Regions from separate parts of the Mus musculus genome. Here region 1 is linked to region 2. A link is a loop called in an ENCODE intact Hi-C map of the cell type or tissue named here. Cell type or tissue: left cerebral cortex. All regions are shown on one strand. Each heading gives the region's core, and the rest is flanking DNA. Links, peaks and the distances in the headings are about the cores only. Region 1 overlaps Ankub1 (ankrin repeat and ubiquitin domain containing 1). Region 2 has its middle 35 kb from the start of Eif2a.

Region 1 (15,304 bases), core at 3,679-11,678, 820 kb before region 2:
CTTATCATCCACCAATCTACCACCTTGCCTAGATCCTTTCCTAAATCATTCTTTAGCCTGGTGAAATTTGGGACTTTTTTTTTTTTGCCTTAAAATTTTATTTTATTTACATTTGTGAATGTTTTTCCTGAATATTTATACATACATATGTATGTATATATACATATGGCATATCTATCTATCTATCTATCTATCTATCTATCTATCTATCTCTCACATATATAGCTTCTACCTATGAAGGTCAGAACAGGGCATTAGATTCCTAGGAACTGGAGTTAGGGACGGTTGTGAAAGCCAGGAACCAAACCCTTGGGCCTTCTGCAAGAGTGGTAAGTTCTCTTAACCACTGAGCCATGGATCTAGCCCTTTCTTTAGGTTTTAAAATGTTGTGTCTAGCTTCTTGCTTTATCTCAATGGTTATGTTTCTCTGAATCCTCTAATGTATGTTAACCCATCTATGCTGCCCATACCATTAACTCTTAAACCCAGAAACAGTTGCTCATACTTAGTTATCTTTTCTCCATATACCACCTGGCTTAATCTGGGGACCTCTCTCCTTCATTCTGAGGCATATCTCCACTCCTCCCTGTTCAGAGCTCACCCTTTGTTCTCCCTTGGTATCAAACTCTGGCTCTTCTACATTCATGTACATGCTGTAGGTTGTGTAGCACCTATATACCAAGAACTGCTTTATCCACTGGGAACACAAAAACATGAACAGAACACATAAGGCATGCCTTTTTAAAACTGCAAACAAAACAGAATAGAGAGCTCTGGCCGCTTCTCAAACACAGAGACTGTTCAGAGTGAGCATTCAGGCTGAGGTCTGATTTCCGTGTGCTCTCACACAGCCTTCGGAAACAGTCTCCTATAGTTGAATAGTCACTCACCTGGACTTCGGAGCACATGAAGCTCATTGGACTCTGATGTTTTGTTCAACACTATAGACATTTCCTTTGACCCATGTTAATCCTACACTGTCTTCCGCCCTAAGACTCTGTGATCTTTGGTCTCAGTCACTCCCATCCCTGCAAAAGTCATACAAACTCACCGAGCTAGATCATAGTAGCCCGTGTCTGTGCTAACTGCAGCAATGTGATCCTTGAGTCAACTGTAGAAGCTCCATTTTCATTACTCTAAATGTAGAGTTCACTAGTGACCATTGGTCCACCCAGCACTACATGGTGTGTTAGGTGAGTTTTCTGGAGTCCTGGGTTGGGAGACTAGCTTTCCAGTGGCTGCTTTAACTGGCCTGATCCATTATGGACAGTGAGGTTCTTGTTTAGTTTCTACCTGTAATAGCAGCTCGGTGTTAGTGCACACTGAATTAAGATGTGTACTGATCACATGTGTGTGCCTTTTTGACAAAAGAGCTGCAGTGGTTATTTGGAGATAATTACTTAGAGCCTCTGATTCTCTGGGTTGACTGGCTGGATGATTCAGATAGACCCCCCCCACCTGACTTCCTTGACTGTCATAACACATGTAAACTAGACCAACAAGATGACAAGAGAATACAGGAGCATTAGACTATAGGTCTCTCCCTTACTTTCTGAGCCTAGCAGCCCAGAAAGACTAAACATATCCTGGGAAAGGCACCATGGAAAGTGGACAGAGTCAAATATGTTGAAGTAAAAGAGAAAAATATTGAGAAATGAGAACCAGAACATGGATTTGCCTGAAGTAACTGCCAAGGAAAAACAGTCAGGAGGGCCACCCCTCATGGGACTCTCCTTTTTGCACTAATCCTTTTTATTAAACAACGTTTTTTTTTTTCTAGAAAATCTCTTCTCAACCTTGAATTGATTATATGACATTTCCAGTCTCACACAGCTGCAAAACCCCAGCATAACAGAGAAAACTGACCAGAAGTAGTTACAAAAAGCCAACCATAAACATACCCTATTATCTATTCATTCCTAGATACAGAACAAGAGAAAGAAATGCTGATATCACCAAAGGACTTACACAAAAGCAATCATGTATTAGTGGCCAGGCCCTTGCCCCCAATTCTAGCAGACTCCAGCTGCTCAGGTGCAGGCCACACCAGTCAGAAGAACAGAGATTCCCTGCTGCACCAAAGGCCAAGTCAAGACTGCCAAAAGTCAAGACTCCAATGTGGTCAGAGATTCCCTTGTGGATCAGAGGTCAAACTGACTTCTAGAAATCCAGGGCACAAAGATGAGAAAACTAAAGAGGAAACAGAAATGTAGTGGGAAAACATCCATCCAACAAAGACAAACCCAGTAACCAGCACCTAGACATATATTCATCCTAAATCCAGATACCTAAGCTCCAGTGTAAGAACACAACCAACAACAGCTCAGATTACTATACCTAACAAAACTCTCAATCACCATAGATAGAGGAAACAAGATATTTCATGACGAAGTCAAATGTAAACAATATCTACTATCCACAAATCCAGTCCTACAGAAAAGTCCTCGAATGAAAACTCTAACCCAGAAGAATGAAGACTGAAGTATGGACACCATGGCCCTCCTTAGAATTGGGACAAAACACCCATGGAAGGAGTTACAGAGACAAAGTTTGGGGCTGTGATGAAAGGATGGACCATGTAGAGACTGCCATATCCAGGGATCCACCCCATAATCAGCATCCAAACGCTGACACCATTGCATATACTAGCAAGATTTTGCTGAAAGGACCCAGATATAGCTGTCTCTTGTGAGACTATGCCGGGGCCTAGCAAACACAGAAGTGGATGCTCACAGTCAGCTATTGGATGGATCACAGGGCCCCCAATGGAGGAGCTAGAGAAAGTACCCAAGGAGCTAAAGGGATCTGCAACCCTATAGGTGGAACAACATTATGAACTAACCAGTACCCCAGAGCTCTTGACTCTAGCTGCATATATATCAAAAGATGGCCTAGTCGGCCATCACTGGAAAGAGAGGCCCATTGGACTTGCAAACTTTATATGCCCCAGTACAGGGGAACGCCAGGGCCAAAAAAAAAGGGAATGGGTGGGTAGGGAAGTAGGGGGGAGGGTATGGGGGACTTTTGGGATAGTATTGGAAATATAATTGAGGAAAATATGTAATAAAAAATATTTAAAAGTATGTAATAAAAAAAGAATCTAACCCAAGAGGCTTAACCACACCCATTAAAACAAAGAAAATAATCTCACAGCAGCAAAAACCCAAAGAAGGGAAATACACACCACCCCCACCCCCACCCCCCGACCACCACCTCCACCACCACCAACAGTAGACTTCAAACAAAAATTAATCAAAAGAGATTGAGAAGGACATTTCATAGTCATGAAGATGGAAAAATCCTTCAAGATGATATTTCAATTCCCAAATTCTATGTCCCAAATGAAAGGGCACCCACATTTGTAAAAGAAATCTTACTAAAGCTTAAATCACACATTGATCTTCACACAATAATGGAGACTTCAATGCCTAGATCTCATTAATGTATCTTATCAGACTTCTGTGGATTAAAGCTAGACTTCAACAACGGAAACAACACTCTCATGGAAACTCTTTACTGGATGACTACTGGGTCAAAGAAGAAATTAAAAAAAAAAAAGAAATTAAAGACTTCCTAGAATTCAATGAAAATGAAGGCATAACATACCCTAGCTTATAGGACAGAATGAAAGCAGTGCTAAGAGGAAAATTTATAGCACCAAGTGCCTTTATAAAGAAATTGGTAAGATCTCATACTAGGAAGTTAACAGCATATCTGAAAGCTCTAGAACAAAAAGAAGCAAACACACTCAAGAAGAGGAGATAGCAGGAGATAATCAAACTGAGGACTGAGGAACTCACAGAGATCTGGGAGCCTATAGGAGTCTGACTTAGCTCCTGGGAATGTGTGATATGGCTGAGTAGCTTGGTTCTTATGGGAATCCTAATGCTGGAAGCAGGGGCTGTTCCTGACTCTTTTGCCTATTTGTGTGACCGTTTTCCTCTACTGGTTTGCCTTGCCCAGGCTTAATGTGATGGTCTGTGACTGGTCTTATTGGAGCTTGTTATGCTGTGTTTGGTTGATGTACCTGGGAGGCCTGCTCTTCTCTGAAGGGAGGAAGAGGAGGTGAACCGGGAAAGAGAGGAGGTGATTGGTGATGAGGGTTGGAGGAAAGGCTAATGGGAGGGAAGCTGTGGTCAGGATATAATGAGAGGGGAATAAAAAAATAATATAAAAAATTATATATTTTAATTCAAAACAGCCTCTAAATTAAAGACAACCCAGATTCTTCCCCCCCAATAAAATGGATAAATATATTAGGATGTAGGATATTACATAAAGTTGGAATACATAGAAATAAGAAAAACCAATATACATAAAATAATTAGTTTCATAGATGATATGTTGAGCAAACAGCCAGATAGAGAAACTAAAGAACAGGATACACCTTTAGTAAGACTGAGGGTGTCTCTGGGAGGATTTACTGTTTGTTTAAACCTATTTTACGGAAGAGGAAACAGAATCTACCATGATGTTAACTAGATTAATCAGCATAGTATCTTTCCACTGAACTATTATCTCTTCATTAGAACATAGTTTAGTAAATACAGACAGAAAATAGAAAGTGAATAAGTTAAAAAAGAGGCTAGGATCATAGGCATGATCCATAACCCTGAGATATGTTGGATTTTTAAATTCTTTTTTGTTTGTTTGTTTTTGTTTTGTTTTTTTGAGACAAGGTTTCTCTGTGTAGCCCTGGCTTTCCCGGAACTCACTTTGTAGACCAGGCTGGCCCTGAACTCAGAAATCCGCCTGCCTCTACCTCCCAAGTGCTGGGATTAAAGGCGTGTGCCACCATGCGGGACACATAAAGTTGGATCTCTTAATTTTGAATTTTACAGCGTAAACTACTCTCGCCACTAGGTGGCAGCAACTTAGGAGGGAAAACAAAACAAAACCAGTCCAGAAAGGAAATCCTGGTTTTAAAATTCTTTCTCCTGATCCTGAGCAAGGGAAAAGGCCAATCATACATCTGTAACTCTCTAACATAGGTAACCAGCTATGCCTCACATGTAAGATAGAACACAAATGATTTGATGAGAAAGTTTTGTTTTTCAGTTATAGTAGTGACTGTTCCAGGAAGCCTCCCCTTTACCCTTGTGTGTCCCCAGCTGTGACAGTCCATCACCTTAAATTCCAATTCTGCCATTCTACCGAGGACAGACGTCCTCTCTCCTGTACATCTTGTCTTGTAAACCTCCGTAAGCTTTTATTGTTCAATTTGTTATTAATTTGTTCTTTTTCTCCCCCCACTTCTACTTTGATGACTGTTCTGTCTTTGGGGGCAGTTTTGATGACACCCTCCCATATTTCAAGTTTCCTTGTCCTGTCTCCCCTCCTGAGAACTTTCAGAATGAATATAGACACATGGCCTGGGTAATAGCACCAGCAGAGGTTTTCTTTAGATCTAGTATGAGGTGAGATCCTTCTGTTGTTATTTTGTTTTCTGAGACAGAGTCTTACTATGAATCCCAGGCTTGAAACAAGCCCCCGCCCCCATCCCCACCCCCACCCCCACCCCCGACTCTGACTCCCAAGTGACTACAGGCAAGAGAGACCTAGGCTCAGTGAGACACAGTCCTTGGTACTAATTAAGAATTGACATTTTAAAGCAATTTGTATTACTCAGTATACCATAGTAGGGTTTCATGAACACTCCTCTGTCCTAGACCTGCCTCATTTAGGATTTGCCCTTGTATTTTTGAAGAGAAAGCATTACCATTTACCTTGCCACAGCTAAGCAGTAAATGGCATTCTCGCGTGGAGTCCTCCCACTGTGCTCTGAGAACGATGTGAAGAGCGACCTTAGCAAACAGTCCGCCCTGGGCGGAGGGCAGTAGAAGAGAGGGTGTGCATAATCCACTCTTGAAACGGGAGGGAGGGGGACCTGGGGGAGATAGGGGTTTTTGATGTGCTTTTCTTTTCTAGCTGGGGCAGACATTTTTTTCTGGTTGTCTTGTTGATGACTTCGCACTTCTGAAAAGCTCTTCACGTCTACTAAGGACGGGAATGTGAAGATTTGTTTTCTGGTGTCTCGCTGTGACACTGGTAAAGAATAGACAGGTTTCCTGCTTGACTGTTGCTTGCAGGGTGGTAGTTTACTCTGGGCAGTTTGCCAGCTCTTGTCTTCAGTCTTGTACCAACTCTTGGAGGTCATCTTGGGCTTGGTGAAACCATCAACCATCACGGTGTCTCCGACTTTTGCCCCAGAGACCCTCCCTCTGCCAAGCTGGCTTTTATGGCACCTATGACTCTGAGCTCGGAGAATCCATTGTTTTATTTTAATATAAATCCACATCGGGACTGAAAGTTTTAGAAAAGACACCGTGGACCACATTTTACTCAGTAAATACAACACACAGTCTTTATGTTGGTGTTTCGATGCGATGGCCAGGGGGGATTGTCCTGCCGCGTTCTTGCATTCCAGGCACAGGACACTGCAGTTGACAAAGGCCTTCAGAATTAACAGCTGGCCAGCTTCTGCGGCTGCGTGAATCGGGCAGTTAGAGACATCTGTGTGAAGGGCTTCGTGGCACCATGCTCGATAAGGGTGAACCCCAACTGCCTCATGGGGCTGCACCCCCTGCTTCAGAGCCCATTCAGTGAGCTCAGTGTGTCCGTGAAAAGCAGCGATGTACAGGGCTACCCTTTTCTGGTACCTGAACGAGTGGAACAAGTTTGGTACAAAGGGTTAGTAAGTCGAGGAAATGACAAAACCAATGCTCATTCCTTATGCTAACCGTAAGCAGGGTTTAGAAGGTCTGGGATATTGGTACAGCGGGTAAAGCGCTTCAGGTGAACCTGTAATCCGGCGCTGTGAGGGCAGAGGCAGAATTGCTGGGACTTGCTGCCCCCTGGCCTGGCTGGAGGGCCAGAGAGAGAGACCCTGTCTCGGGAGACACTTGACACCTTTCTGGAATTTCCATGCATGAGCACACAGATTCATACACATCCAACACACACATGTACAACACACACACACACACAATCAGTTCCTTTTTTTTTTTTTTTTTTTTTTTTTTTTTTTTTTTTGAGACAAGCTCTCCTATAGCCCACACTAGTTTTGAACTCACTATGTAGCTAAGTCTGGCCTCGGACCCCGTTCCTGCCTCTACCTTCTTGAGTGCTGGGATTGTAGGTAGGGGCTCTTGCACCCAGTGTGAGCTAGTTTTTAAAGATCAGTCTTGCTCCTTCCCACTCCCAATGTCTTCTCAAAGCTTGGTAGGTAAAACAAAATTCCTTCATACTTCTCCATGAGGAGGTCTCTCTCGGACTTCCAGCCTCTGCCTACCGACTGCCTGCTTTCCTCACGGGTCACCCAGTTCCTTAAAGCTATCTCGCTCCCAGGTCTTTGCATATAGTTCTGGAATACCTACTCTAACATGCTGATTTCTTTCTTTCTTTCTTTCTTTCTTTCTTTCTTTCTTTCTTTCTTTCTTTCTTTCTTTCTTTCTTTCTTTTTCCTTACCGCCTATCGGAATGCAAACCTGTAGTTCTCGACTCTTCTTTACCGGTCTCAGACACTCGTCATACTGTTCCCATGACGTGCCATCTGCAGCGTGCCCAGTCATAGCCCCTCTCATACTGAATAATAATAGCAATGAACCTTGATGTTATAGCCTGCTTACTGTGGGCCAAGCATGCTTACAACGATTGACTTAGTTCATCTCTAGGAAGCTTCTATGCTGTAAGCTTATAGACTACAACAACCATCGTTTCTTACTGCTGAATTCTTAGGACTTCACCGTAAGGTACATAATAAGTGCTCAATAAAGATGTGCTGATTAGGTAGAGAGGAATAAAAAGCATTTCAGCCTTACCATACCCATCTTTGAAATCTCGGTTTCCTTACCTGTAAAACAAAGTAAAGAGTTCCCACCCTATGGAATTACTGTTTTTATAAATAGACACAGTACAGTGTTTGATCTTGAGCAATGCACTCAATAACACAGTTGTATTAAAAGTAATACAACTATTTGTTCGGATTTAGAATATGAAACAGTATTACAACTATCCCTAAACAGAAACTGATGGGAATTTTTGTATATTTCATGGTTGTAAGAACTCTGCCTCCTGTGTTCACTCTATGAAGCCTTCGGAGCTACTGCTGGCTCCTACCCTTTAGAAAAGCGTGGTTAAATTGCCCACAAGAGGGCGCTGTTCTAAAACACCGTATCACAAACAATTCAACTGAGACTTGTGTAGCTTCTGGTTGTTAATGCAATAAAATAAATGCTGCGCGGCTTCTCCAAGCCAGCCACGTTCCACAGTTCCACAGCCCTAGACACACATTATCCTTCACATAAGGCAAAAAAAAAAAAAAAAAAGAGCGAACTATTGCTCCATCGAGAGGAGAGCTTTTTATTTGGATCGTAGCAAACACATTCAAACAGAATGAGATTCATGCCAGAGAAACACAGAGAGAAGGCAGTTTGGTATCCTGTTTGGGGTGTAACTATGGCCACTGTGTGCAAAGGATCTGGGTGGAGGTAAAGACAGGCAGCCAAGCCAGCTCTTAATAAGGCCTCTAAAGGAGAAGCTAGACTCACTGTCATTTCAAAGCTCGAATACAACCAATCATTTAAAATCAAATAGCAGCTTACGGTTTTGTAACAAATGTCTGCTGTTAAACCCCGGCTTTTTCTTTTTTCAATTAAAAAGCAATTACAGTTGTAACTCAATGCAAATTCAACAGTTGTATTTGGAGTTACATTGTTTTAACAATTAAATTTAGCTAATATATGTGGGCTTGGGAAGAAGTGGCCACTGTTTTCAGCCTATCACTTGGCAGATTTTTTTTTTAAATACTGTTACTTAATAAAATAATTAAACATGTATGGCAGAATATTTATTCTGAAGATAAGAATATTTAAAGTGTTATTATAAGTATGATATGTGCTAGGTGATGGTGGCGCATGCCTTTGATCCCAGCACCCAGAAGACAAAGGCAGGCAGATCTCTGAGTTGGAGGCCAGCCAGATCTACAGAGCAAGTTCTAGGATAGCCAGGGCTACACAGAGAAACCCTATCTTGAAAAACCAACCAACCAACCAACCAACCAACCAACCAACCAACCAACCAAGTGATATGCAAACCAAATTTGTCACAGATTTAATTAGTGTTCCAGAGAAATATCTGCCTGAATTGCAACCCATTACCAGTCCTAGTGACTCTCTTGCTATTGAATCATCAAATATCTAAAATAATAGTAATAATAATAATATCTTATCGAATTGTGTGAGGTGAAATTGGTTTGCATCAGGACTATGTCTCTACAGAGAATTCAGGTTCATGGAGGCTTAGAACTAAGTGACTTAAATCCATCTAATGTCTGATTTAGCTTCCATACTTGAGGACTGGTCCTTCTTTTGATAAGTAGTGTTGGACTTTAGGTTTTTGCCCAAGAAGACATCCCATGAGAAATTCCTTCCATCCATCCCAGACATCCAGACGAAGTGTTGTGCCTGTGGATCAAGAAAGACAGTTTATGGTCCAGTCTCTCTCTCTGTGGCTCAGCAATACATTAAAATTTAATGTTACCTTTCTCCAAACATAGCAAGATGCACAGTAAGATGAAACTTTTTATCAGGAAGCAGGGAAGATATATCTGTGTCGGCCTTTATTGGGTGGGGAAAGTCCATTAACATTCATGTACTCTGGGTTCTCTATCTTCTCAGTGAGTGCATTTAATGTCTAAATGCCAGGGATTTTCATGAGAAAATATCCCACACTTAGGAGTAGTTTCTCATTCTTCTCATTTTTTTTATGCCCATATCCATAAAGATGTTCAAGAATTCTGGACTTCTTGAACTCTTTTCGTGAGCAAGTCCTTGTTGCCCAACAAATTGTATGCAGTTTTTTTGGGGGGGGGGAATAGGCACAGCAAATAAGTATACACCCCAGACATTTACATTTATAATCAACCATAAAGAATCTGTTCAAGGAGCCAGTGAGGTGGCTCAGCAAGCAAAGGTGCTTGATGCCGAGCAGGCTTGCCTGAGTTTGATCCCAGGATCTGTGTGACGGAAGGAAAGCACTGACTCCTGCAAGCTACTCCCTGACATGAAAGATTCTGACATTAAGATCGAAAATTTTATTTACTTTGACATAAAGATTTAAATCAAATTTAAATCTTGGGGTTCAGTGGTTCAAAGCTCTTACTGTTCCTCCTAGAAACCTGAATCTGGTTCCCTTCACCCACATGGTGGCTCACAATCATCTGTAACTCAAGTTCCAAGGGAATTGATACCCTCTCTGGCTTCTGTGGACATATACACACCCTGAAACACATACACAAAAAACATAAACAAAAATAAGATTGTTTTGTTTTTTAAAAAAAGACAGGATTTCTCTTTGTAGCACTGGCTGTCCTGAAATTTACTCTGTAGACCAGGCTGGCTTGGAACTCAGAGATCTGCTTGCCTCTGTCTCCCAAGTGCTGGGATTAAAGGCGTGCACTGCCGCTGCCACCACTCCCTGACAGATAAACTTGTCTTGGATGAATATTTGATGCAGATGTAAATCATCTGCAATATCTTTTGGAGTTGACTGATATTTTAACTTTATAACTGTCACTGCTAAGAGTGTCGCTTCACATAACCACGCACTACAAATGCTGAAGGATGCTTAGGTCCTCAATTCCAAGTCAAAATCCATTGAACAGTGTGGGTGTGCATGTGTATAGAGGCTAGAGATCATTGTTGAGAATTTTTCTTAATCTACTTTTTACCTTATTTTATAAGACAAGATCTCTTCCTTGATCAAAACCTTAGCAATCTGACCACACAAGCTGGCCAGCAGGCTCCATAGAGCCTTCTGTCTGTGTTCTCTAGATCTGGGGCTCTTGGCATGCATCATTCATTGCGCCTGGATTTCATGTGGGTAGTGGGGAATCAAACCTGGGTCCTCCTGTGTGTGTGACAAGCTCTTTGTCAATTGAGCCATCTCCTCAGCTCCTCATCTAGTTTTTTTTTTTCTTTTGGAGGTGGGGACAGTCAATCTTTCCCCATATAACCCTGTTTAGCTTGGAACTTGCCACACAGATGAGAGTGACATTATATTCGTGGCGATTCTCTTGTCTGTGTCTTGTAAGTGCTAGGATTATAGGCGTGTACCGTCATGGTTAGCTCGTAGGACTGTGCTTCGCTGTGTGGTCAGGGGAATCCTCTCAGTTTAGTCTTTTATTTTCAGCCTCTCCTTAGGATTAGTGTATGCTCACAGTCCTGTGAAGCCCAGAATCCCTCCTATCCCTCCTCTCTGACCATCCATAGCTCTTCATCCCATGCACCCCAGACCACAATCTCCTGAATGTCTCCCTGTGATCTCATTAGCTCACACCAACTTGGTTTGTTGGATTATAACTGAGGATATGACCACAGTTCATCTCTTCCACTTTGCTGCAAATGCCAGTGTGCAGGGGCAACTTTGTGCGTTTCCGTATGAGGTACTATGTGTGCTGACTCATGAGAAACTCAAATCTGGATGTGATTGCATTTCCAAAATGTTATTTCCCACTGCTTTTGGAGAAGGATTCAGAGTCCCCTATAGATAGCAGCAAGGGTGGTTTATTGAGTAGAGAGTGGAGAGGTTCTCCAATGAGCAGAATTCTGGCCAGGATTCCTCTAGTTAAAGCAAGTGGGCTGGCTGGCTACCTAGGGAATGCTGGTTATGCCTTGGGAATGGTGAGAAGCAGGCCAAAGCCACCTCCCTAACCCCATCCTTCTCTTTGAGCCTTATGTTCTGTGGGTAGCCAGGAGATCTACCTATGATTTCTGGGCTCTAGACTTTACATCTGAAATCCTCTCTCTCAAATACCCTCCACTCTCACCCCCCCCCCCCACACACACATTCAAATTTAAGGGATTCTTCAACATATCATGAAAAATTTAGAAACTGTTTTTTTGTTTGTTTGTTTGTTTGTTTGTTTTTAATCTTGGAAAAGTGGGTTTGGACCAAGTAATTTCCAAATCCTTCCCAGCTTTAAAATGTCACAGTCCAAGAAGTGAGTGAACGAATGCCCTCCAGAAAGCATTCTAGTGTTGTTCTATCTTCTGATCTTTAATGAAAGCATTGGATTATCAGCTGCTTGAGCACAAATCAGAGTGAGCCCTACATTCCAGGTCGAATAAGCCTCCAGCAAGCACTCAGAACTAGAGTAGCACTCTGGGGACAAATCCTACAGCTTTACTTTCTCTGATCAAAAATAGAGACAAGAGTTGATATCAACAATTTTAGATCTTCAGTTCCAAACAACATGGAAGTCAATTGCTCAGCAAAGTAAGAGCTGGGAGAAATGTCAATAAGTGTAGATTTAGCAGTGATTTTAGCTTCTTTTTTATTTTTTATTTTTATTTTTTAACAGAAAGCAAAACTATTTAACTCAAGCATGCCTACAAAGCCCTGTGTGTCTATTAGAACTCAAAAATCCCTTTCAGCAAATGTTATAGCACCCTCCCACTCTGAGATGAGCTGATCTTCAGTAAGGATTCATTCACCTTTCAGGAATAATTTAAGATCTGAGTCACTTTCTAGCATATGTAAGACAAATCTATTACTTTTTGCTGTTGACATTTGGCCACAGAAGATGCGACCTGAACGCATGTTTCTGAAAGAGAAGTTATCGTCTTTTTGTTGGGCAAATTCCAGCCAGCTAAGGCAGCTTTTCATCCTGCACAGAACTGCTGCTAGAAAGGTTGTTGTAATATAATTGGCAACATTTTAAAATGAAATTGTACAAAGCAAGTTTCAGAACTCTGTATTATAATGCTGCCACCCGCATTAAGAAAGAACATCTGAACTCCTGTATGTGCTTGAAATGTTCTTTAGAAGACAAAGATGATGTTCTTTGAGTTTTGTCCTTCTAGCCTGATGATATTAGCAAAATGTTGCTTTAACAATTAGCAGAGTAGGGCTGGAGAGACCGCTCAGCAGTTAAGACTGCTCTTCCAGAGGTCCCGAGTTCAATTCCCAGCAACCACGTGGTGGCTCACAACCTTCTGTAATAGGACCTCTTCTGGTGTGTGTCTGAAGACAGAGATGTATTCACAGAAAAAAAAATCTTTTTAAAAAGGAAAAAGAATTAGCAGAGCAGAGCTGGCGATGGCTCGGCAGTTCGGAGCATGGGAGGTGCCCTTGTAGAGAATCTGGAGATCAGTTTCCAGCTCATGACCACTTGTAACCCCAACTCTAGGGGATCTCTCTCCCTCTTCTGCCCTCCAAAGGTGTGTGTGTGCATATACATAGACACACATATATGTTCACATATCCATATGCACACACACAAATAAAAATTCTAAAATTACATAGAGGAATAAGCAGAATTGTGAGACCATTATTTCTTATTCTACAGACCCAGATGAAAAAGCAAAATATTGATAGTTGACACCCTCAGGGTGCCTCCTGAGGTTTCAATTTGCAACAGCTCCATTTGGTGTGATGTAATTTGTGATTTTAAATCTTGATACCAACCAGGGTTTCCTATAGGAAGAGACCAAGTGCTTAGGGGGCCAGGGAGAGTTATTACTGTACATCTTTTTATACTTCTGATCGTTAAGTCACATAATGTATTGGCTATTTTAGGGTAAATAAATAAGCCTAACAGTATGAATATAAAAACCAAGGTTTCCATTTCCTCTAGAAAAGCTGCAAAACCTGGCATAAAAGAGCCCTAGTCCTGGGTGGCAGCTGACATGAAATGTGGCAGGCATTACCGATATCAGTCTGGTAATCCTTGAGGGTGTTGCAGTCATACATCTCCAGTCCCGTTGGTGTCCGGAGACAGTAGACACTCACAGGGAAGCCGCATCTCAGAGTTACCAGCATTCTCAGGTCAGACACCTTTTTATCCAAGAGAGACATGTTCTCCATTATTGGCATCATCTCCTGGGTCACGGCATTGAACACATAGAGAGTGGGTTTGTCTTCCTTCTGCAGGAGAGAAAAGGGGACACTCACTGTCCGAGGGTTGTTAGGGATGCAGGACTCTGAGCATTTCTCCTTCCCAGGATGTGTGTGCAAAGTGGGGAAATATAAAGCCACTTTTCTTCTGTGGCTTGGTTTCACTCCCTGCCCTGAGGACATCACTTGGCCCCTGCTTTGAGCCAAGGGATGAAGACTCAGGGCTCTGGGGTTTATGCTACAGATCCAGATCTAGAAGTGGAGTGCGGCCAGCTTGTATCCTGTGCTCCCAGAGCAAACAGAACAGAGAGCACTTCTCCACTCTTCTGTGCTTAATGTGGAGAGACTGGGCTTTTCACCTTTGGCCAATTAAAAAAGTCCCTTTTCTGAGGTTCTGTCCGGAGGCTGGATCCAAGTGAGAACACAAGGAACAGTTTTCTTAACTGTGTCTGTTCTTCCTCATCTGCGTGGCCTGCTTCTTATCGAACACACTAGAGTTACTATTATTACTTACTAGTGATGTAACACAAAATACCAAATACAAATACTGTAAAACAGAAATACCTAATATAGATTTTTTTTTCAGTTTCATTATTCCTTTTATTTTAGAGTCCAAATAGGAAAGCAAGTAGAATTGAGACATCAGAAGTAAAAATGTTAAGTTGAGGGAATGTTAATCCTCTCAGCAATACTTGAACCAACCAAGCCCAAGGAGGGGGCGGGGAAATAGGAGTACCTTTCCAGCAGTCTGGAGAAGTGAAACTGGCTATACTTCCCCTTCAGTGGTGGCAGGACTGTTAACATTTGTCTTCAGCAGTCTTTCGGTGGCTGAGCACATGCAAGGGCATGGCACGGCCCCAGAATGTCTCCACCACAGAGGTTTTCGTAGAAGTGACTACCTGAGTTTCAAGTCCTTCATGCAATTTCAGCCAACCCAGCCACTTACCACACCTTGCCTGTAGTTATAGGACTTGAGAGGTTGGGAGGTAGAGGCAGTAGGATCAGGAGTTGAACACCAGCCTCATGTACATAGAAAGTTTTCTACATAACTGTCTCAAGAGACAAAAGCCAACCCAAAGCTAAATTCTTCTCGGGTTCTCCTGGAGCCTGTTCCTGCTTACAGTATGTTAACTCCATTCCTCTTCCCGGATACCACTGTCATAATATAACATACACATCTCAGAAATTCTTAGAGGAATGATGTTACTGATGAAATATGAGTTTCCAGTATTTTGATTGAGAGTGCATTTCATTGACTGAAACCAGTTGAACGGGTTCAGGGTTTCTTCTGTTACACATGAAGCCAGCCTGGCAAGCTGTGCCCAGTGGGCTAAGTGTTCTGAGCATAGGTTGTAATAATCTCAGTCTCACTCAGTAAGAACATTCATGCTTCCCTTGGCTCCCTCAG
Region 2 (15,304 bases), core at 4,024-12,023:
AGATCAGGAATTCATGGCACATACCTAAACATAATAAAAGTAATGTATAACAAACCAAGAGCCAACATTATATTAAATGCGGAGATACTAGAAGCAATCCCACTAAAATCAGGGACAAGACAAGGTTTCCCACTCTCTCCCTCTCTCTTCAATATAGTACTTGAAGTTCTAGCTAGAGCAATTAGACAATAAAAAGAGAACAAGGGGATACAAATTGGAAAGAAAGAAAGAAGTCAAACTATCACTATTTTCAGATGATATGATAGTGTACATAAGTGACCCCCAAAATTCCACCAGAGAACTAACTCCTACAGCTGATAAACAATTTCAGCAAAGTGGTAGGATATAAAATTAGCTCAAACAAATCAGTAGCCTTCCTTTATATAAATGGTAAACAAGCTGAGAAAGAAATTAGGGAAGCCATACCTTTCACAATAGCCACAAATAGTATAAAATATCTTGGTGTAACTCTCATCAATCAAGTGAAAGATCTGTATGACAAGACTTCAAATCCCTGAAGAAAGAAATTGAAGAAGGCCTCAGAAGATGGAAAGATATCCCATGCTCATGGATTGGTCAGATTAACATAGTAAAAATGGCATCTAACCAAAAGCAATCTACAGATTCAATGCAATCGCCATCAAAATTCCAACACAATTCTTCACAGACTTGGAAAGAGCAACTCTCAACTTCGTATGGAAAAAAAGAATCCATGATAGCCAAAACAGTTCTCAAAAATAAAATATCTTCTGGGGGAATCACCATCCCTGACCTCAAGCTGTTTTACAAAGCAATAGTGATAAACCACATGGTATTGATACAGAGACAGGAAGGTTGATCAATGGAATAAAATTGAAGACCCAGAAGTAAACCCACACACCTATTGACACTTGATCTTTGACAAAGAAGCCAAAAACATACAGTGGAAAAAAGAAAGCATCTTCAATAAATGGTGCTGCTCTAACGGGAGGTTTGTATGTAGAAGAATGAAAATAGATCCATATTTGTCACCTTGCACAAAGCTGAAGTCCAAGTAGATCAAGGACCTCAAAGTAAAACCAGATACACTGAATCTAATAGAAGAGAAAGTGGGACAGAGCCTTGAACTCATTGGTATGGGGGAAATTTTCTGAACAGAATACCAATGGCTCAGGGTCTAAGATCAACAATTGATAAGTGAGACCTCATGAAACTGAAAGGCTTCTGTAAGGTGAAAGACATCATCAGTAGGACAAATCAGCAACCTACAGATTGGGGGGGAAAAACTGCACTAACCCCATATCTGATAGAGGGCTAATATCCAAAATATATAAAGAACTGAAGAAGTTGACCTCAACCCCCCTCCCAAATAACCCAATTTAAAAAAATGGAATATAGAGCTAAACAGATAATTCAAAACAGAAGAATCTCTGATGGCCAAGAAGCACCTAAAGAAATGTTCAAAGTCCTTAGTCATCAGAGAAATGCAAATCAAAACCACCCTGAGATTCCATCTCACACCAATCAGAATGGGTAAGATCAAAAACTCTGGTGACAGCACATGTTGGCAAGGATGTGGAGAAAGAACACTCTTCCACTGCTGATGGGATTGCAAACTTGTACAACCACTCTGGAAATCAATCTGAAGGTTCCTCAGAAAATTAGAAATAGCCGGGCGTGGTAGTGCACGCCTTTAATCCCAGCACTTGGGAGGCAGAGGCAGGCGGATTTCTGAGTTCAAGGCCAGCCTGGTCTACAAAGTGAGCTCCAGGACAGCCAGGGCTATACAGAGAAACCCTGTCTCAAAAAACAAAACAAAACAAAACAAAACAAAAAAAGAAAATTAGAAATAGATCTACCTGAAGACCCAGCTATACCACTCTTGGTCATATACCCAAAAGATGCTCCACCATACCACAGGGACACATGTTCCACTATGTTCATAGCAGCCTTATTGGTGATAGCCAGAAGCTGGAAACAACTCACATGTCCCTCAACCGAAAATGGATAGAGAAAGTGTGGTTCATTTACACAATGGAATGCTACTCAGCTATGAAAAATGAGGATATCATGAATTTTGCAGGGAAATGGATGGAACTAGAAAATATCATCTTGAGTGAGGTAACTCAGACCCAAAAGGACATGCATGGCGTGTACTCACTGATAAGTGAATATTAGCCAAAGAGTACAGAACACGTGTGATACCACCCACAGACTGTAAGAAGTGTAACAAGCAGAAGGGCCTAAGTGAGGATGTTTCAATTCCACTTAGAAGGGGGAAAGAACTAATCACAAGAAGCAGAGGGAGGGCGGGACCTGGGAAGGGGAGGGGAGAAAAAGGAGGACATGGTCAGGCATTGAGGGGTGACAGGAGAGAAGCCCAGAGGGCCAGGACAATAAATGGAAATTAGTAGCCTGGGGGGGGGGGGAAGAGGTCCTCTAGAAAGTACTAGAGTTCCAGGAAACTCAAAGAGCCCACTTCCAGTAGATAGACAGGACCTCAAGTGGAGGGACTGGGTTACCAACCCACAGTCAAATTTCTGACCCAGAGTTGTTCCTGTTTAAAAGAACTGCAGGGACAAAAATGGAGACCAAAGGAAAGGCAGCCCAATGACTGGCTCAACTTGGGATGTCCACGTCATGGGGAGGCACCAAGGACTGACACTATTACTGATGCTATGATGTGCTTAGAGATGGGAGCCTGGCATGGCTGTTCTCTGAGAGGCCCTATCAGCAGCTGACTGAGACAGATGCAGATGCTTACACCCAACCATTGGGCTGAAGTTGGGGACCCCTGTGGTTGAATTAGGTGAAGGACTGAAGAAGCTGAAGGGGAGGGCAACCCCATAGGAAGACCCCAGGGAGCTCCCAGAGACTAAGCCACCAACCAAGAGCATACACAGACCAGGCCCCAGAGAAGTGGGAGGCCCTACGGGGAAGAGCACCCTATTGGAGGTAAGGGGGATGAGAAATTGTGTGGGGGAAGGTTGGGAGGGGGCATCAACTGGAATGTAAATAAAAAAAGTTTTTTTAATGCTTTTGCTTATGTTTTTCTAAAGGAAAAAAAAATCAACAGAGAGCTTTAAAAGCATATACAATTAACGATTTTTGGAACTCTTAAGTCAGAAATGTATGAAGACCCTAAAATGCCTGTAGGTTTATCATGGTCTTCCGTCCTTTGTTACCATGGTCTCATAGTCATAAATAGATGGAAGTTTTCTCTAGAGAGTGCCGTTACGTATAAGACAGCATGTACGGAGCCTGATGAACTGGGTATGGCTTTGTGCAAATGAGTGAGTGCAGTTTCACTCAGACGCCAGAAGAGGGCGATGAATCCCTTGAGGGCCACGAGGCAAGGTGATAACATGGCTGGTATGGGTGTGCTTCTATGTCACATTAATAGTTTTATGTAAAACAAATATGCTCTGCACTGAGGAGGACTGTGGAGGTTTCACTGTTTGGTTTATTACCTTTCCTGTCAGAGATTATGAACAAGCCAAACAGCTCCAAATTGATTCTGTTGGCAGAAGGTAACAGATGAAGGACTTTAACGGGGAGTGGAGTGACATCATTTGGTTCTGTGAAATAATACCTTTATCAAAAGGTAAAGAAATGAAAAAAAATGAGATTCTGGTACAATTTTCCAGCAATGTTGGGATAGCTCTAAGGCAGATGAAGGTGGACGGACACAGAATAAATATTAATAAATGACAAGGATCTGTCTTCTAAATTGAATACTTTGTGGACCAATCAGGCTTGAGACACAGAATTGAAATTAGCACTCCAAAGACAATAAAAGTATACATCTTAACTAAAATAGCAACTTTGAAATATGTTAAATCTTTAAATATTTTCTTATAGTAGTAATTAATTCTGTTGCCATTTCTTAGTTGTCTCCTTTAAGCAAGTGTACATTACCTACCTATGGGTAGAGATATGCAACCAAAACATCCTAATTTTAAGTGTTCTAATACATTTTGAAAACATGAAGTTAAATACTTAAAATCTGATTGAATTTAGAAGAAGTGACTACACATGTAACACAGAAATGTATGGACTCCCTATTGTTCTGAAGAATTAGAAAATGGCACCACTATTTTTATAAGTAGGCAAAGAACCTGAAAAGGTATTTCTCCAAAGACAAACGGATGGCTGATAGGTTGCTCAGCTAAACATTAGACAGTAGTTCTCAACCTTCTTAATTCTGAGACCCTTTAATACACTTCCTCATGTTGTGGTGACTTCCAAACGTAAAATTATTTTGTTGGTACTTCATAATTGTAATTTTGTTACTGCTATGAATTATAATGTAAATATCTGATGCGTGGGATATCTGCTAAGCTATTCCCTGTGAAAGGCTCATTGTACCTACAATGGTATTGAAACTCACAGCTTAAGAACCACCACCTTAGATGACTGCAGATTCAAGTCAAAATAAAGTGTCATTTACTTAGAGGGGACTAGAGAGTTGGCTTAGCAGTTAACATTGTGTACTGCTCTTGCAGAGGACCAGTTTGGTTCCCAGTGCTCACAATGAAGACACACATGGCCTGTAACTTCAACTTCACGGGATTCATCGCCCTCTTCTGGCATCTGAGTGCAACTGCATACCCAGTTATATACATAATTTTTAAAAAATTAATACTAGGAGTTACAGAGACAAAGTTTGGAGGTGAGACGAAAGGATGGACCATCTAGAGACTGCCATACCCAGGGATCCATCCCATAATCAACTGCCAAACACTGACAGCATTGCATACACTAGCAAGATTTTGCTGAAAGGACCCTGATATAGCTGTCTCTTGTGAGGCGATGGCAGTGCCTGGCAAACACAGAAGTGGATGCTCACAGTCAGCTATTGGATGGAACACAGGGCCCCCAATGGAGGAGCTAGAGAAAGTACCCAAGGAGCTAAAGGGGTCTGCAACCCTATAGGTGGAACAACAATATGAACTAACCAGTACCTCCAGAACTCGTGTCTCTAGCTGCATATGTAGCAGAAGATGGCCTAGTCAGTCATCAGTGGAAAGAGAGGCCCATTGGTCTTGCAAACTTTATATGCCTAAGTACAGGGGAACGCCAGGGCCAAAAGTGGGAGTGGGGGCGGGAGGAGAGTGGGGGGAAGGGCATGGGGGACTTTTGGGATAGCATTGGAAATGTAAATGAGGAAAATACCTAATAAAAATTTTTAAATTAATACTTTTTAAGATAATATTGGCAAGAATTCGAGAAATTAGGACTCTTATACATTACCTATTGAGATTATTGATAGAACCTTTGTGAGAAAAACAAAAAGACAATGTCTCAAAAATTAAAAATAGAGGAGCTGGAGAGATGGCTCAGAGGTTAAGAGCACTGGCTGCTCTTCCAGGGGGTCCTGAGTTCAATTCCCAGTAACTGCATGGTGGCTCACAACCATCTATGATGAGATCTAGTGTGCCCTCTTCTGGTAAGCAGGCATACATACATGTAGGCAGAACACTGTATACACAGTAAATAAATCTTTAAATTAAAAATAGAACTATTATATGAACTGTAGACTTTACTGTCATGTATACATCCAAAATTAATCAAGAACTCATAGAAATTTCAGGAATCCCATCTTTAGTGCAATATTATTTTTGTATTTCACAATATGGAAACAACCAATATATTCATCAGCAATCCACAAATGAGTGGAGAAAAAGAAACATTTAGCTTTAAATGAAAAGTGTCTTCGGAACAATGTGACAGCATAAATTAAACCAGAGGAGGTCATACTGAGAAAGAAGCCAGTCAGAGAAGAAGATGCCTTGTGATTCGACTGCAGTGGAGGGTGGAAGGAAGCCAATCCGAAAGTCGAAGGGCAGTTGTCAGGAGCTGGGGCAAACGGGAGCCAACTGAGCTGCAGGTCGGTGCTGCAGAATTTCAGTTCTGCAGGCTGAGGACGAAGGTCTGGGAGATGGTTTGCCTAGCATATGCGAAGCCACATTTTATACTCAGCTCCAGAAAAGAAGGAAGGAAGGAAGGGAGGGAGGGAGGGAGGCAGGGAGGGAGGGAGGCAGGGAGGGAGAGAGGGAGGCGGGGACAGGGACGGGGACGGGGGGGGGGGACGGGGGGGGGGAGAGAGAGAAAACGAACCATTCAGTTGTGTTATGTCTCTGGTTCACAGCATGCAGTGCACGTGGAAACTGTAAGTGTTCATCAGTCATCATATGCCAAAGAGAGAAGTATTTTCACTTGGGTTACCCCTATAATTGTGCAATGACAAATTATAAGCTTATATTCTGTCACTAATCTATCAAACACTAGTGAAAGTCAGTAATTTTTCTTACCTTGTTTTTTTTAAAGATTTATTTATTATTATATCTAAGTACAATGTCTTCAGACACACCAGAAGAGGGCATCAGATCTCATTACAGATGGTTGTGAGCCACCATGTGGTTGCTGGGAATTGAACTCAGGACCTCCAGAAGAGCAGCCAGTGCTCTTAACCACTGAGCCATCTCTCCAGACGTTTGTTTGTTTGTTTGTTTTTTAAAATCTGTTTAGGGAGCTAGGAAGGTGACTCAAGGGCTAAGAACACTTGTTGCAGGACCCATGTACAGTTTCCAACATTTCAGATGGAAAAAGTAAATAAAATTCCTGGTATTTCTTCCAGCTCCCTGAAGAATCACTGTACACACACCCTCGGGCTGTATGCTGTATCTCTGAGACTTGGACATTTAGATTGAATAAGTGGTCCACAGTTGCATACGTGACTGTCCATAAGATAGTTTGCTTTTTCAAAAGTAGGTAGGAAGGTAGCTCCTTCTTGTTTGTTTGTTTGTTTGTTTGTTTGTTTGTTTTTCGAGACAGGGTTTCTCTGTGTAGCCCTGGCTGTCCTGGAACTCACTTTGTAGACCAGGCTGGCCTCGAACTCAGAAATCCGCCTGCCTCTGCCTCCCGAGTGCTGGGATTAAAGGCGTGCGCCGCCACCACCCGACAGCTCCTTCTTTCTTATTCTCCACTTTTTAAACTCACGATTTTTGTCAAAAGAGCTACCAACTTTCGTATGACACGAGCTAATAGACACGTCAACGACGGCAGCAATTCGAAATCCCTACAAGATGGGTTTTTCCTAAGGTTGCTCCCAACACCTCAGTTACTTCCACTTCCAATGGCATGAAGGGGACACGTAAGTGATAAGAGCTTCAGGGAGACCTTTGTCTTAGTGCTGAGCTGCATGGTATCCAACTCCTGACAGAGAAGTGAGCGTCAGACATAACCATTTGATGAGCCAACATGGCTGAACTTTTAGATCTCTTTAGAATCAAAGAGCAGAATCTGCTGTTACCCAGTGATTCCCACAGAGGAAATTCTGTCTTTGCTCTGTGGAGAGAAATGGTCAGTAGAACGTCTTCACGAGGCTCTTTAGACACGCAGGCATGAGACGCCAGCACACCCACACAGACAATAAGCTTAACTGGTAATAATGTTCAGAGTGATTATATGGCTACTTGATTACTATAACCTCCACATATTGTGTAGGAAGAAACCCCTACCTGAAAAGAGTCTATCAAGGAAGGTAACCTGACTGTGAATATTGAATATCTCACTTCAAAAGACAGCTAGGCTAAAGTTACAAAGAAAAAGTAGCTTCCCCAGGGTGAGACAATCCTTCAATTTTGGTGGCACCAGAACTCCCCCTCCTTCCTTCCCTTCCTTTTCCCTGCCCCACCCCATGTTTCTTCCTTCCCTTCACCCTCCACCACCTTCTTCCTCCCCTCCTCCCCCTGTTGCTGTTCATTTTATACACACCGTAAGTGATGGTAATGTAACATGGAAATATTCTTACTTTGTTAGGCTCAGAGTATACATGTATCTCAACTTTAATGTTAGAGTTTTTGTTTTGTTCGGTTGGGTTTTACTCATTTTTTTTTTAAACCCAGTCTTGCAGTGCCGCCCGGCACGCGGCCCTGCACGCGGCCCTGCACGCGGCCCTGCATCAGCCTCCATCACTACTCTTGCCTCAGCTTTCAAAGCACGGCAGTGTGTTACCTCTAGCTCACTTTTAGTTTTAAGGTCATTGACTCGATCATGCTATGATTCTCATCTGCCTTGAGTTGTAGGCGGTCTGAAATCTATGAAGTGTTTGGTACTATGCGGTCAGCACAATGAGGGCACTTAGGAGAAGTCCGAATGTCGATTAAGGTGTTCAAACTCAGCACCACACACAAAATGCAGGAAATGGTTTAGTTTTGTGTGGTCTCCACCTGGTGGTTACAAATCAGAACACAGCCCTCGTTTCAGTTCCTCTGGAGATCTTTTTTGTTGTTGTTGTTGGGGAGGGCTGGGGTTTGCAACCAGGTCTTGCTCGGAAGGCATGCTGGCCTAATACTTATGTGATCCAGGCTGGCCTCACAGGCTCTCAACAATCCTCCTGCTAGACTGGAAATGGCCTAAGTGCCTGGATCACAGGTACGTGCTGTAATGTCTAATAAACTCTTAGGTTGATGTTTCCACACTGGAAGAGATGCATGGAAAGGATTGCCTGTCACCCTCCTACTCTCCAGCTGCTTTACAATAAACAGCATCAGCATCACCTGGGAACTTACTACAGTGTAGCTTTCCAAGTCTATCCCAGACCTATTGAATCACAGTTTGCATTTTTAACAAAACTCCCAGACATTGTGTATGCTCTATGAAGTTTGAGAAATCCTGGATTATTACATCCAGAGAAACTCACCTGAATAAATTTTAAGGTATTATCCAATACCTCAAAAACAGATGAACAGATCAAAGCAATCAGAGCCCAGTGTAGCTAATTACTGCATAAAGACTACAGCGGAGACATTATCATATTGTAACAGGCAGCATGATATTTTTTGTGTTTGGAAACAGAGTCACTCTAGATAACCCTGACGGTCCTAGAACTCACAATGTAGAGCAGGATAGCCTAAAACTCACAGATATATACCTGCCTCTGCTATACAAGAGTATAGGTGAAAGGCACGGGTTGCCACACCCCACCTCTTTCCCCTCTGAAAAATAGATATAATGATGATGTCCTTTTACATAATGCTAGATGGTTGAAGATGTGTTTCTATTGTGAATTATCTTTATGCATACTGGCCTGTGTGGGGGCCGTGTGCGTTTGCCCAAGGAAGACATCAGATCCCTTGGAGCTGGAGTTACAGGCTCTTGTGAGTTGTCAGACATGGGAGGAAGAGATAGAAGTCTGGTTCTTTACAAGTTCAGAATTGGTTCTTAACCCATGAGCCATCTTTCCAGCCCAAGAGCAGGCCTTCAGTGAATAACTCTAAGGCAACGTCTCCTACTTTCCTGGTAACACTGGAAAGAGAGACTTGACAAATGCCCTTTCTTAGAATTCAAAGTACTGAAGGAAAAGATGGAAATATCAGGATTTTGCTGAGGCCCATGAAGGAGAAGCTACATCCTCCTGGTGAAAAGAATAAAACCTGAATTCTACCTCTGACACTTACCTGTCCTAGAGATCAGAGCATTACAGACTATTTTTTTATTGTCTCATCCCTTAAGATTTAAAGGAGCTAGACCTGTCGGTCATTGGCCAGGAGATAAACACCCCCACAAAGGTTGATTCACCTTTTGATATGCCAGGACCATTGCATCATAATAAGCAAAGGCAGCCAATCTCAGCCCACTTATTTTGTATCTATGTCCATCATAATGTCTAGTCCAACTGAGAACTGTATCAAGGAAAGGTTGTTTGTCAGGGGCAACTTGAATACTGGGAGCAATAAAGGCAATGGCGTAGGTGTTGGTTTAATTAGCTGGAAGACAGTGCTAGACATTGGTTGCATATTGGAGGAGGGCACCTGAGGAATTAAGGCAGATGGCAGTATCTAGGTAGAGAGGGAGTTTGTTGCTGTTGTTCTTTGATTTTTGTTTGTTTATTTTTTTTAAGCAGCGAGTCATTTTATTAAAAGGAAGAAATTGAACTATGAAAGAAATAGCAAGAAGCCAAGACCATTTGAAGGATGGGTTGCAGCCTAGGGGTTTGGTGTTAGAGTGATAAGACTAAAGTCAGTGAAAGAAATCACCCTTTAGGCCAGAGTAGAAGGAAGACATAGAAGGTGTGAAAATACCATGAGATCTACTTGTTTATGGAGATGGGCTGTCAGAGGTCTGTCTTTTTTTTTTAAAGATTTATTTATTTATTTTATGTATATGAGTACACCCTGTAGCTGTACAGATAGTTGTAAGCCTTCATCTGGTTGTCGGGAATTGAATTTAGGACCTCTGCTCTCTCCAGTCGGCCCCTCTCACTCTATCTCAAAGATTTATTTATTATTATAAATAAGTACACTGTAGCTGTCTTCAGACACACCAGAAGAGGGTGTCAGATCTCATTACCGCTGGTTGTGAGGCACCATGTGGTTGTGGGATTTGAACTCAGGACCTTTGGAAGAGCAATCAGTGCTCTTACCCTGCTGAGCCATCTCCCCACTCCAGAGGTCTGTCTTTAAAAGGACGCTTGCTTAGAAGTTTAGAGCAAACTTTGCATGCAATTTCCTGGCATGTTTACCATTGGGGTGTAGGCCACTCTGATTGATATGAGATGGTGGCTATTTCTGCTGTTGTGCTCTTTCACAGTTTGGAGACATTTTTTATTGTTGCTGTTGTGGTTCTTATTGGTTTTCTGTCTGAGGATGCCCCTGAGCTAGACCTGCCTTTAGGGTCTGCTTCCTTTCTGGTGTCTGAATCACAACCTTCGCCGCACACTTTCTCTGGAGAGAGTAACAATCCTGTCGTGGGTGAAAGGCTGGCGTTCTCTTCTCTGAGCTCCTCTGAGCTGAGAAGGGGTGATGTAGCAGCTTTTGTGTGTTCCCTGGAGTGGGTTCCATGGAGTGCCATGAAAAGAGAACCACACTTCAGGGTGATTTGGGGAAATGACCTGTTGTTTCCTGGTCCAAGGGACTTGAGAAGTGGGGCTTCTGATGGTGATAGAAAAAAGTCTTGTTGAAACATCAAATGGGGATAGAACTGATGAGTCATGGAAGAAAAAAACTTGACCGTGAGTTAAAAATGTAGAAAACCAGTGCAGGGCATGAACAGATGGCAGTGAGTAGTTCCAGCACGGAAGGCAACCAGGGACAATCTCAACAAAACATTTGTTTTAGAATTCTGCCTGTCACCAGATGCTTGAGCCAGAGACCCAGCGTTTGGGAGGTAGAAACAAGAGAATCGACAGGTTTCAGCCATCCTTTGACCAAACCACAAGTTCAAGACCAGCCATGGATCTTGGAATTTTCCAGCTGAAAATTCCCAAAATGAAAACAAACTAAAAATCAGTAGCAAACCTAAGGCCTTCAAGCAGAAACTGCTGTACATGAACTCAACCTTCCTGACACTTTCAAGAGTTCTTGGGATGTTTGGCTTGTGAGTTCTAGACTTTGGGCTATAAGGGGAAAGTAGCAAGTCTTGCATGAAGGTTTATCCATTAGAGAAGGCAGCACAAAGGCAAAAACCTATTCCAGAGGCTGCCATGAGGCAGGAAAGAGTCAAGGCAGGAAACCTACTCAGACATGACCTACAAATGTGTACCAATTGCCCAAGGATTCCCTGAAGTCCCTTTGTAAGGTTTCTAAAGATGGCTCCTTGAATAGGGGCTTTTGGGGGCATTAGGAGCACAGCTCCCTTGGATAAACTGGGTCAGGGTGGAAAGCATAGTTAGACCTTGTAGCTTCTTGGCTTTTCTAGAGAGGTTCTAGATTGGGTTGACCAAGGTAGAAAGATCCAGTCTAATTCTGGGTGGCTGCATTCCTTGGGCTGGGGCCTCAGGCTGAATAAAAAGAAGAAAGTATGTCTCAGTGGTTAAGAGCACTTGCAGTTCTTGCAGAAGACCTATGTTTCATTTCCAAAACCTACATAGAGGTTCACAACCATCTGTAACTCCAGTTCTGGGGGACTCAATGCCATCTTCTGCTCTCTGAAGTCACCAGCCATTCACTTGTTACACATACAGATACTCGGTGTGCATGCATAAACATATGATAAAAATAAATGAATATATTTTTAAAATTTTGAATCCCAAATGAAATTTATTATTTTTTAAAAATCAGTGCAAATTTGTTTCCCCTTTTGTTGAAAATAGATACTTTTCTCATATATTATACCCTGATTACAGTTTTCCCTTACCATACTCCTCCCAGATCATCCCGGATCCTCCCTCCTCCCCTCCCTTCCACTTTCCATGCAGTTCCTTTCTGTCTCTCATTAGAAAAATGAACAGGCTTCTATGGGATAATAATATCATATCACATCATATCATAAGATAAAGAAAAACATTACATATCAAAATTGAACAAAATAAACAAACAAAAGGAAAAGAGACGAAGAGAAGACTCAAGAATCAGAGACCCTCTCATTCATACATCCAGGAGACACACAAAAACACTACACTGAAAGCCTATACACACACACACACACATGACCTGGTACAGGCCTGTGTAGGCTCTGTGCATGGCGTGTCAATCTCTGTGAGTTCATATGAGCTTTGCTCAGCTTATAGAGGGGCTTGTTCTCCTGGTGTCCTTCAACACCCTTGGCTCCTACACTCTCTGTCCCCTCTTTTATGAGGTTTCCTGAGCTCTGAGAGAAGGGATTTGGAGACATCCCATCTCTCTCTCTCTCTCTCTCTCTCTCTCTCTCTCTCTCTCTCTCTCTCTCTCTCTCTCTCTCTGTGTGTGTGTGTGTGTGTGTGTGTGTGTGTGTGTGTAAATGTCTGGCTGTGGGTCTTTATTTTTTCCATCTGTCAAGAAGAAACTTCTCTGATGATGGCTGAATAAGGCACTCATCTATGAGTATATCAGAATATTAGTAGGAGTCATTTATAACAACTTTTTTTAGCACCAGTAGTATTTGGTATTACCCTAGTCTAGGCTATCTAGTCTCTGGTTTTTGGTCACCCAAGCAGTGTCAGGTATGAATGAGTTCCATCTCTGTAGTGGCCCTAAGTCAAATCAGACATTTTGCAGGCAGGACAGCATTGTAGATCAGAGGCTGGGTTGGTGTTTATGTTTTTCTTTTTGGTAGCTTACAAAGTATCTTCCTATACCAAAGACACTAGAACAGAGGGGTAAAGGCTCCATGTAGGCCGTAGCTTGACTTCTCCATGCTCAATGGGTTGTGCAGGTTTTTTTCTTCAGCCATGGGTCCTTGCTGTCAGTTTGTGGAGAAAAACCTATAGTGCTGGCAACAACCTGGGTTGTTTGGGGATTTCCATGAAACCTCTTTGGCCAGCAACTCAAGAGGATGTAGCCCAGTCACAGTACTGGAAGCATCACTGGGTGAGAAGAGGTGACCAGTTGTGACTTTGTCGTCCTCATTATTTGGCGACTTCATTAGGGTTACCTTCATGTATTTTGGGAAACTTTGGCTGAGTGAGGTTTCCATATACCCCTCACACGCTCTTCAGGTCTAGCTGCTTCTCCCCATATTCCGTTTCTCAGCCCTCTGTGCCCTCCCACCTCATCCCCTCACTTCAGATTACTTCAACCCTGGTCCCAGTCCATCCATAAAATCTACCCTATTTCCTCTCCCAGAAAGATCCATGTGTCTCCTCCTAGTGCCTTCCTCTCTGACCCTACAAATTGTAGCTTGCTATCATTTACTTAGTGGCTAATATCCACATATAAGTGGATACATACCATATTTATCTTTCTGGGTCAGGGTTACCTCACTTAGGATGATTTTTTTCTCTACGTCCATCTGTTTACCTGCTAGTTTCATGATGTGATTTTTTTTAACAGCTGAGTAATACTCCATTGTGTTAATGTGCCACATTTTCTTTATCCATTCTTCTATTGAAGGACATCTCAGTTGTTTTCAATTCCTGGCTACTATGAGTAGAGCAACAATGAACATGATTCAGCAAGTGTCCTTGTCATTTTATAAAGCATCCTTTAGGTATATGCCCATGAGTGGTATAGCTGGACCTAGAGGTGGACAATTTCCGTCTCTCAGGAACCACCACACTTATTTCCTTAGGGGCTCTACGAGTTTACGCTCCCATCCTCAATGGATAAGTGTTCCTGTTATTCCACACCCTTGCCAGCATGGGCTGTCACTTGTATTCTGACAGGTACAAGATGGAATCTCAAAGTGGTTTTGATTTTCAGTCTGCTGAGAGTTAAAGATGTCAAATATTACTTTAAGTGATCTCAGCCATTTGAGTTTCCTCTCCTGAGAAGTCTCTGTTTAGGTCTGTACCCCAGTTTTGTGAACTCTTTATATATTTTGGATGTTAGCCCTGTGTCGAATGTGTAGGTGATAGAAATCTTTTCTCATTTCGTAGGCTGCTACTCTTCCTGGATGACTGTGCTCCTTGCCATGCAGAAGTTTCTCTGTTTTATGGGGTCCCATTTATTAGTTGTTGATCTCAGAGCCTAATAGTGTTCTGTTCAGAAAGTCTTCTACTGTGCCATTGAGTTCAAGCCTATCCCCCACTTTCTCTTCTATCACGTTGAATGTACCTAGTGTTATGTTGGTCTTTGATTGATTTGGAGTTGAGTTTTGTACAGTGTGATAAGCATGGATTGATTATTTGCATTCTCCTACACTCAGACCTTTAGTGTGGCCAACCCCACTAACTGAAGATGCTTTTATCCAGTGTAACATTTCTGACTTCTTTATCAAAAATCAGGTGTCAATGAGTAAATTGGTTTATAGCTGAGTCTTCAATTTTATTCCATTGATCAAAATGTCTGATTTTATGACAGTATCATGCTGGCTGGTTTTTATTACTATACTTTCGTCATACAACTTGGTGTCAGATGTAGTGATATCTCCAGCATTTCTTTTATTGTTCAGGGTTGTTTTAGCTATCCTCAATTTTGTGTGTGTGTTTCCATGTAAATCCAGGAATTCTCCTTTCAGGATCTGTGAAGAATTGTATTGGCATTTTGATTGTGATTTTATTGAATCTGTAGATTGCTTTTGGTAGGGTGGCCATTTTTCCTGTTAATCACACCAATCTCTGAGCGTGGGAGATCTTTTGATCTTCTGATATCTTCTTTAGTTTACTTCTTCAAAGACTTTAAGTTTCTATCATATAAATCTTTTATTTGAGGGCTGGCAAGATGGCTCAGCAGTTAAGAGCACTGACTGCTCTTCCAGAGGTCCTGAGTTCAATCCCAGCAACCACATGATGGCTCACAACCATCTGTAATGGGGATCCGATGCCCTCTTCTGGTGTGTCTGAAGACAGCGACAGTGTATCCACATACATGAAATAAATAAATAAATCTGAGAGAGAGAGAGAGAGAGAGAGAGAGAGAGAGAGAGAGAGAGAGAAAGAGAGAGAGAGAGAAAGAACTTACAT

Evidence for each region. Hi-C counts contacts between places; a loop is a spot of excess contacts. Peaks named below come from ENCODE experiments on the same cell type or tissue, not always from the same donor. Only the 100,000 strongest peaks of a DNase experiment are listed, where the experiment ranks them.
Region 1: a loop joins it to region 2, with 3 times the contacts of the local background. A loop is called at or near these places in 5 of 42 quality-filtered maps.

What each region holds. Positions count from the first base shown.
Region 1 is chr3:57,659,075-57,674,378 of GRCm38, forward strand. Ankub1 (ankrin repeat and ubiquitin domain containing 1) reads right to left here. Exons shown (of 4, transcript NM_001033349.2): 3 at 13,710-13,926; 4 at 8,348-9,464. The coding sequence ends at 9,337. Among named protein-coding and RNA genes, the nearest start is that of Commd2, 15 kb to the left of the region's middle. In left cerebral cortex, for the core only: CTCF peaks have their summits at 4,875 (motif pointing right) and 8,147 (motif pointing right); DNase peaks (open chromatin) are centred at 4,856, 6,513, 8,157 and 8,424; H3K4me3 peaks cover 418 bases; H3K27ac peaks cover 669 bases.
Region 2 is chr3:58,482,776-58,498,079 of GRCm38, forward strand. No RefSeq gene overlaps it. Among named protein-coding and RNA genes, the nearest start is that of Eif2a, 35 kb to the right of the region's middle. In left cerebral cortex, for the core only: CTCF peaks have their summits at 4,567 (motif pointing left), 5,433 (motif pointing left) and 8,214 (motif pointing left); DNase peaks (open chromatin) are centred at 8,231 and 11,036.